Regions from separate parts of the Homo sapiens genome. Here region 2 is linked to region 1. A link is an interaction called in ENCODE POLR2A ChIA-PET data of the cell type or tissue named here. Cell type or tissue: PC-9. All regions are shown on one strand.

What was found. Peaks named below come from ENCODE experiments on the same cell type or tissue, not always from the same donor. Only the 100,000 strongest peaks of a DNase experiment are listed, where the experiment ranks them.
Region 2: POLR2A ChIA-PET joins it to region 1 with 10 read pairs; 2 of 35 experiments call an interaction of 5 or more read pairs at or near these places.

Annotation. Positions count from the first base shown.
Region 1 is chr2:146,214,380-146,219,379 of GRCh38, reverse strand. All of the region lies in intron 2 of LOC105373667 (a long non-coding RNA gene), which reads left to right. Among named protein-coding and RNA genes, the nearest start is that of LINC01911, 620 kb to the left of the region's middle. In PC-9, no CTCF peak of the experiment used is centred here; no DNase peak of the experiment used is centred here.
Region 2 is chr2:145,561,945-145,566,944 of GRCh38, reverse strand. No RefSeq gene overlaps it. Among named protein-coding and RNA genes, the nearest start is that of LINC01966, 680 kb to the right of the region's middle. In PC-9, no CTCF peak of the experiment used is centred here; a DNase peak (open chromatin) is centred at 3,024.

The DNA.
Region 1 (5,000 bases):
TCTTGATACCCTTATCAAAATCAATTGACCATATATGCAAAGGTTAATTTCTGGCTCTCAAATTCATTTCATTGATTTATATTCTACCCTATATGCTAGTACCACATTATCTTGATTACTGTAGCTTTCTACTAAAGTTTAAAATTCTAAAGTATAAGTTGTCCAACTTTGGTCTTCCTTTTCAAGATTTTGGCTTTTCTAGGTGACTTGATTTTTCATAAGAATTTTAAGATCAACTTGTCAAGTTCTATGAAGAAAGCTGGGGTTTTGATAGGAATTACATTAAATCTGTTGATCAACTTGGTTAGTACTGCCATCTTAACAAAATTGAGTCTTCTGATTCATGAATATGGAATGTTTACAAATATTTTGATCTTTTAAAATTTCTTCTAAGAATGATTTTTAAGCTTGTGTGTAACATGCTTGTATTCATCTTTTATATCTTTAGCATTAATAGTGATAGCTCCTTTTTAATATTATGAATTTGAGTCTTCTTTTTTCTTGTCAGTTTCAATAGTAGTTTACATATTTTCCTGATATTTACTAAGATAATACCATTTCTTCTATTAAATATTTTCTATTTTGTTTTTACATCATTATTTTTGTTCTTACTTTTATTCTTTTCATTTTTTGGCTTACTTTGGGTTTAATTTGCTTTTCTTTTTCCAGTTTCTCAAGGTGGATGTTCCTGTTTTTTATTTAAGACCTATAATATTTTGGTATAAACATTTACTACCATAAATGTCTGTCTTAATGCTGCTTTAGCTTCATTTGATATACTGTAATTAAAAATGCTTTAATTTTTCTTTGAGACATACTCTTATATCCACTGACTGTACATGTGTGCTGTTTAATTTTAACACATTTGGGGATTTTTCAGGTATATTTTGGTTAATCTGATTTCTATACTGATGCTGATATTATCATGGAACATATTATATTTGGTTTTAATTCTACTAATTTTTTAAGGTTTGTTATGTGGTTAAGAATATGGTCCATTGTAATGACTAGTCAATGAGTACTTGAAAGAATATTGTGTTTTTTTTTTGTTTTTTTTTTTACATTTTTCAGCGGTGGTTAAGTGGCATGTTCTATAAATGTCAATCAAGCTCTCATTCAGAGATTGGAAAACTTTTTATTAAGCAGTAAATACTTTAGGCTTTGCAGACCAAGAGGCAAAATTGAGGACATTATGTAGATACTTATAGAACCGTTTAAAAGGCAACTATTTAAAAGTATGAAAAACATTCTTACCTTGTAGACCATACCAAAAATGTGGTGGTCTGGATTTGATTGATAAGCCATAGTTTGCCAACTTCTGTTCTAATTTGTTTACGGTATTGTTATAATTTTTTATATCCTTGCAAATATTCTCTCTTTGTTCTATCAATTATCTATCAATTATACAGACAAGAGTGTTTAAACCTGTGGATTTTTCTATTTCCCCTATTAATTTTATCTGTTTTTAATATTTCTTATATTTTGGAGCTCTCTGTGTGCAAATACTTTTAAGAGAATTGTAGTTGGAATTTGTTGAGCTTCTTGCATATCTATCTATCTGTCTATATCTGTCTATCTATCTATCTATCTATCTATCTATCTGTCTATCTATGTAAAAATATATGCCTTTTGCCAAGTTTGGGATGCTTTCAACCACAGTTTCATTAAATACACTTTGTGCAAAAAATCTTTTATCCACTATTTCAGGAAATCCAATGTCAAAAATGTTAGATATCTAAATATTATTCCACTGGTTTCTAAGGCTGTGTTCATTGTATTTTCTATATTTTTTCATTATGCTGTTCAGGTTAGATAATTTCTATTGTTTAATTTTACTGTTTTTTCCTCTGTCATCTTCGTTCTGCTATTCATCCCTTCCAATGATTTATTATTTATTTTTAAAGTTTTCTTTATTTTTAATTGACAAATAATAATTATATATATATTGAGGCAAACAAAATGTGATGCTTCAATCAAATGAAAAAATCAGATTTTTACCATATTCATCAGCTCAAATACTTGCCATTTCTTTATGATGAGAATATTTAAAATCCATTTTTTAGCTATTTTGAAATACACAATACATTATTACTAACTGTAGTCACCATGCTATGCAATCAATCAGCGGAACCTATTTCTCCTATTCCACTGAAACTTTGAACCTTTTGACAAACATTACCCTTTTCCTGTCCACTCCTCCATCCCACCACACCCCAGCCTCTGGTAACCACCACTCTGTTTTCTACTTCTATTAGTTCTTTTTTTTAGATTTCACATATAAGTAAGATTATACAGTAGTTTTCTCTCTGTGCCTGGCTTATTTCACCAAGCATAAGGTACTCTGGGTTCATCCGTGTTGTCACTAATGACAGAACTTCCTGCTTTTTACAAGCTAAATAGTATTCCAATGTGTAATTTTATTTTACACATTGGAAAATGAGCAAATTTCTCTGTCTTAAAATTTTCATTTGCTTCTGTTTTATGGTTTCTCTTTCTCCAACTTTCTGTTCATTTGAATTGCTCATGTTTATTTCATAAAATATGATTATAATACTTCTTTAAAGTCTTTGGTAATTCCAACATCTGGTTCATCTCAGGATTGTCATCTATTGATTGTCTGTCTCTTGATTGTTGGTCATATTTCCCCGGTTCTTGATAGTTTGCGTTACTTTGGATTGTATCTTGGACATATGGAAAGCTATGTTGTGAGAAACTGGGTTTTTTTAAAATCCAGTGGACGCTATTGAGTTTTGTTCATTAGTTTTAGCAGACAATCAACTTAAGTACAGAATACAAGTCAAACTGCCTTTTGTAGTTAGTGAATCTAAAGTAAGTTCAATTTTTAAAGTGCCTACTATATTTTTTGCATCTGCCTCTCATCTGAGCAACTCAGAGGATGAGCTAGAACTTGGGCACAGGTTTAATATAGTAACTCACTTTCCAAATCTTCTGCTCTGCTTTCAGGGTATGTTCTGTACATGGACAGCTTAGGATGAGCTTAGAACTTGTGTTGGTTCATATACAAATTTAGGTATCTTTCTTCAGCTCCACTCCTCTCTGAGATCTCTCCCACACACTCCAGTATCTATGAGCTGGTTTGTTCTGGTTCGTCTAGACAAAATCATGAGATTCTCTCAGTGTTTTAGCCTCCCAAGCTGGTGTGCAGTTCCATATAACTGGGCCTACCTTTCGGGGCAAGCAAAGAAAGACAATATAGAGAAAAAATTGGAAATCTTCTGCAAGGGGACCCCATTCTCCATTTCTGATTCTAGAATGATGACTTTTTTTTTCTTATGTCATTAGGTACTTGTGTCACTGCTACACTACTGCATTGCCGTTCTGTGACAGGACTGGATTTGGTGTGGAACTTAGAAGGTTAAAAACAAACAAACAAACAACAGGAGAAGAAAAACAATTCTCTTTACTCTCTTCAGCTCATAGAGGGCTTTTTTATCCCCCTGGTCTGCTAGCCAGAAAGAGATTACTAAGAGATTTCGATTTATTTGTCTTGCAATGGGGAGCTAAAGAAGAAAAAAAAAAAAAACTACATGAAACCAAACATGACCATATTGGTTGTTCCTCAAGTTTTCATGTCTTTCCCAGTTCTACTGTTGTCATCTACTTTTCACGTTCTTCAGGTGGTTGCTTTTTGTGTTTTGTCAGTTTTTAAGCCGTAATCAACCTTAATGTGTTTCCATCAAGTGGAATTTTCACCTCCTCTCTTTTTAAATTCTGAGGCAATATGCACACATACACTGAGAAGTCCTAAAAAAAAAAAAGAATGAGTACTTTGTACTTCTTCATAGCAAATGTTCTAATTTACTTAGCGGTAAAAGTTACAGTGTTTTTTTTTTTGTTAGCATCAGATAAGTTTGGGCATTTGGGAATAGAGCTCACATTTATGAATAAATGGTCTGAGTGATAAATGAGAATTGCTATTTCTAGAGAAAGTTATTTCTTTCTTCAGAATCTTGATTTCCTTAAGATCCTTTATAGAACTGCAAAGACAAATGATCACATTTGATTAGTTATACTGTGATACCTGAATAAATTAAATAATATTTAAACGTTAATGTTATATCAGATCTGTAATTAGTTTTTATCCTAAAAAGATAAACTGGTCAAATCATTCTCAAGTAGTCATGCAATATTGCCAAAGGACATTACAAGGAAATATCTTTTCATGGATTTAAAAATAATCTGATACCCTCTAATTAAAAAAAATGATATACATGTCACAATTGAAATTTATGATTATTAAATGGTACTGAAAAGACATTGAACCTATTTAAGCATATGTTTTGAATATTTTTATTAACAATTATTTCTACAAGTGTCTCACAATGTATTATTTAACATTTAAAATTAAAATTAAAATTAGTGAGATTCCAAACACCCAAGACATTGAAAATCAACTCTTGTGCCATGGAGTAATTGGGGCTAAGATAAAAGTTACAGTCCACAAAAGGCTAAATATTGATCTGTTCAGTTTGCATCCATTATTGCTGATCTTTCAGGATTTAAATATCGATTGGGCACTGCAGTTACGATAAGCTAGAGCAAAGACTCATCCATATTGCAATGTTGGGCAAAAGAAAAAGAGTTTTAACCTCAATAAGCCTATGGCCTAGTTGGAAAATGCCATCTTCCTTCTAAATCTTTAGCCTGCCTATGAAAAAATTAATAATTTATTGAAACATATTTTATGACAGGACTTTCCCTTCTGTCTCTCTGGCATGCATCCAGTGTACACTATGAAGTAACAGTTGGAAAATGACCTCCACTTCTTCAAATGTGTTGTTTCTTTAGTTTGCTTAATGTTAATCATTTATTTGAAAAAAAAAAAAAAAACTAGAAATGCTTCTCAGAATGGCTAAACTTTCATGCTCATTGTGGCTCTTTGCCAGAGTCTAATATGACATCAGAGTGATGTTACTTTGGCTGTGCCAGCCATACTAGAATTATAATGCATTGCTGTGATGATATATTAAACATTGACT
Region 2 (5,000 bases), 650 kb after region 1:
ACTGTTCTTCAGTATTCTATTTTATCAAACCCCATTATACATATACAAATTACCTTCTCCAAGGAGTGACCCCTTCCTATTTGTCTTCCTCTACATACAATATAACAATTTAGTCAAGGACGTAAATTTTGGACTCAGAAAGATATGACTTAAAGTCCCAATTTGTTAGAAATATAAACTCAGAAATAATTTAATTCATCTTAGTATTTTAATTGATAAAATAGAGGATAAAAACTACCTAATAAATCTGTGGTGATTGACAAGGTATTTAGTACATGGAAATTTTCTGTTATGTCTTAAACTTAATGTGTGCTCAATAAACAGTAATTGGCTGTTTTCATCATAAAAATAACAGCCCCTCTGTAAATACTTCCTTGATTCACCCTTGCAAAGTTAGACATTCCTGCTAGCATTTCCAAGTTTCTTTAGCACTCTATATAAACTTCTATGATGGAACTTATATTATCATGTTATGTTTTTTACATGATATTCTATCTTTCCTCTGCAGTAAATTTCTTGATTTCACCACTCTTAGAAATCTTTAAATAATTCCCTTTCCCTGCCTCTACCATTCCTGTAGTATAACTCTACTAAGTAAATCAACAGGATAATATAATTTGTTTACATATTTGTTTGTCTCTAATTGTTAAGACGTTTTAGGGAAAAGATTATAGCAGAGGCTGGTAGCTGATGCCTAAATCTTTTTTCCTCTTATTCCTTGTCATATAGCTAGATTGTTTTTCCCAGTCTCACCTCCAGTTAAGTGTGGCTACAGGATTGAGTTCCAGCTAAAACATTGTGAGCTGAATCAATGTGTACCATTTCCAGGCCTGGTTCAAAAAAATTGCTCATACATCATTCTCTATGTTCTTTTCCCTATAGCCTGTTGCAAATAAGCACAGCAATTGTGAGACAACATGTTAAAGACAGCTACCAGAAACCAGAAGTAGACAAACTCTTGGTCCCTGAATCACTATTTTGAGGAGGAACACTTGTGGCTCGGGACAACTGCTTTGTAAATAAGAAATAAACTTTTCTTATGTTAGGTCAGGACTCAAGAAATTTTTTCTACAAAGAACTAGATCATATTTTCAGCTGTGTGGGTCCTGTGGCCTCTGTTGCAACTACACATCTCTGCCATTGTAGCTAAAGACAATATGTAAATGAATTGATGTGGTTGTGGGCCAATAAAACTATTCACAGCACTGAAATTTGGAGCTCATATAATTTTCATTCATCATGAAATAGTATTCTTGTTTTGATTCTTTTTTCAATAATTTAAAAAAAGAAACAGTCATTCTTAGGGCAAGTGGTGAACAAAACCAGGCAGTGACCCTTAAGCTATAATGTGTCCACTCCTGTAAGGCCATCAGAACTTTAGGGTTCATCAGTTACAGAAATTGTTATTAGGTCACAAATACAAGATCTGTAATTTATTCATTTTTGTATTCCCAGAAACAATTACGGCATAGATTAGGCAGTCCATAATTGAGCAATGAACAGATAAAGAAATGAATGGATGAATTTAACCTACCTCCACCTGTGTCTTAGGAACTCATTCAGAGCAGGAGCTATGGCTAAACAAAGTGGCATAAATTTCATAGAGTCTCAATTCTATGTCAGGTACTCTGAATATTTTATATATGTATTTGAGGATAATAAAAATGAATTTAAATTTTAACATGATTAAAAAACACGTAAGAGTCAAAGTACCATATGTGTCAGTATGAAAACCACAATGATTAAAAGTAGAGTTTCTTCTAATAACCAATGCACTAAGATGATAATATAATAAAAGTTTATTATCTATTTTGATTTTAATGTGATCTTAAAATCAAAGACCTCAGACAAATTAAGATAGATGACATTGGGAATTTTTTGCTCTCAGGGTATCCTGATCCTTCCTTTGTAGGACTTCTCTTGATTGTAAGACACTCATTTATTTTGTTACTTATGTAATGCATCTTTTTTTTCCCATTAGATATTAACCCATGTGGTGGCAAGTACCATGTATATCTTCTATATTCTCAGTAATCTAGTTCTTGGCATCTGTCAGACACAATACATATTTGTAGGTGAATGAATAAACTATACATATGATTCTCCTGAATTAAGTAGAGGAGACTAGTTGGAAGAATATTTTCATCACATGAAAATTGTATAAAAGGCAAGTTTTATTCACTTGACATGGTGCCAAGTAGCTCCAAAAAGGAAATAGTCATTTTCCAAATTCAGAAATCAAATCCCTAAATTAAAACGAACAAAAAACATGATTGTCATTCTGAATAAAAATGGTCCTTACATATTTCTAGTAGAGAAGTTCATGATTCTTTGTGAGAAGCAACTATGTCTTTTTTATTATATATAAAATGGTGAAAAACAGCTGTTGTTGAAATAAGCTCAAGCAAATCTGAAGCCTTATAACAAATACAGTGGTTACATTAAGTTTGCTCCATGAGTTAAGTCTGCCAGGCCAATAGAAGACATCAGAGGAACTTCAAAAGCGTGAATCACCTAAGCAGGCTGGCAAAGAATGCCATTTTTTAATCACCTTAGGTCGATTTATGAGCCTGGAACTCTATCAAACATCCAGCAATTCCCTGAGCTTAATTCAGGTACATATAGTTCCAAGCTCATAAGATTTTAGCCTCAGTGTCATAGAATCAGAAAAGAAAATGAAAATACTGCCATATAAACAGAGCATAGTGTTTCAGCCACACATCTCCCTGTTAAGAGAGTATATGGGTACGTAGGAAGGAGAACAATTCTCAGATATATAGCCCACCTAGGTAAAGCACTTTCGAATGTACTTCATTTATTTATTTTAGGCCATTTTTGGCTTGAAATCGTGCAAAATTACTGTCTCTAGTTTCATTCTGCTCTTTTGAAATAGTCCAGATTTTGCGCTAAGAGTTTAAAGCCACAGCAAAGAGCTAGGCCAAGAGGGAAAGCTTTTGAAGAGTTCTCACAGCTGTGAAAACACAGGCCTCAGGCTGTGTGTAGAGTTACTTCAAACAGCTGCTTCAGGTGACTAAACACCTTGAGTCTCATTCATCAAGTGTTGTTTATACTGGCTGACAGACCAGACTTGGAGAATTAACTCGGAGAAAAAAGATGTACTACATACCAAGTATGGGAAAGGAACCTAGTTCTTTAAATGTAAAGCAAAGAAAAAGAAAAAAAAAACCTGAGCAAATTTAAAATAAAGCAGAAAAGGACTACTTTGATTTTATGTTAATACTTCTCATGATATCCTTCGCATCTTAATAATCAAAGGGGAAGCAATACTGATGGTTTGTCACTTTTTGATCCTGTAAATAAAATTAATATGGACAACTCCTGCATGCAGGGAAATACCTCAAATAAGTGGCCACAAGACTTCTCATTAATTATCAGTGAGCACAATATTGAAATAGTAGGTAGAAATAATGCATTTTCATTATTTTAAAAAGGAAAATATGGCTTTCTTCTTGCCTAGATTCACTGCTTTATTGCAAGTATCGTGAAGCCTTGGCCATAGGGTTTATCACCCAGTATTAAAAAATTCTTTTATCTAATCTATTCAAAAAAGTGACATGATAGTATATCTTAAATCTTGTAACTATTTGCATGGATCAAAAGAAGAATGAAATAAAATGACATGAGTCAGTGTCAAGCAAGTGTTACTAGTTAAGTAAGCTTTAAATATTGAAAGCCAGTTTTAATATTTCCTTTTAATCTAGAAATATGTCACTTGGTAATTCTTTTTTTAAAACATCAGGCTAGTTACTAACAACATTTTTCATGGCTTCAGTTCAGCTCTAAGCAGAAAAATCTACCTTTAGATTTCATCAGTTGTCCCTTATATTGGCAATCAGTTTATCATTTACCTTATGGGAGGTTTCAAAATTCAGACTTCTTTTCAGTTCTCCCCTACTCCCAACATTCCCTAGTTCATGAATGACATTTAAATATTGCCTCTATCTTTCTGACTTTTTTCCAGTTCAAAAATCGCTTTCACTTCTTTTAATCAATGGGCTGTAAAGCAGTTCTCAAAATCTGCTGTGCATAGCAATGACCTGGGGATCATATAACATTCAGATTCACCAGGTCTAGCTAGGGCCTGAGACTCAGCATTTCTAACAAGCTCCCATGCAAACACTGATGCTGATGATCCCAGGACCATGCCTAGAATAACAAGGCACTAAAGCACTACCAAATACTAGTCTTCACTTTAAAGGCCGTTTTCTTTTCCAGCTATATGAGAATGGAGACAACTATTTGTTGTCCAACCATTAGGCAAAACAATGATGGGAAACAGGGTTATCAAGAATCAGTACAAAGTTCTACTATTTACAGTAGAGAACTAAAGATTAAAGACAAACATTTTCATACATTCAATGCCAGATCATCCAAAAATATAAATAAGACATAAACATGACAAACCACTTTGTACCTTTCAAGTTCATAGTTCTTAATAATGATAACTGGGGAGCTGTGGGGGAAATCACCTGGAAGGGGAGTGCTTGCCACATCTGGGCAGTAACAATGGGGTTAAATGAAAGAATGCGATATTCATGGGCAAAGAAACAAAAGAAGCCTGCAAATAATAAAGTCAGGAATGAGGGAGGCAACATAAATAAGAGTATAAAAAAGGATATGTATTGAAAATTGACTGTTCTACAAATAAGAATTTTACAAGGCAAGTATCACTTTATTTCATAGATGAGGACAGTAAGTCCCTATAGGATTTATCAGCTTTTTAATGTTAACACAGGTAATAGCTGGCAGGCATTTAAACCTGATTCCTTCTGACTATAAAGTCTTCCCTCTATTGGCCCTAGGTCTGACTCTCAGAAATAGGACGGATGAAAGGATTTTGTACGGGCTAAAGACACAGCTAATAACAACAGTGCTCCCAGGAAAACTGAGAAATTAAGCAACTTGAGAGTTTTGGGAAGTGACAGAAAAAGTCCACTTGAGGAATGTAATGGGAAAGGAAGGTGAAAATGCAGTAAGTG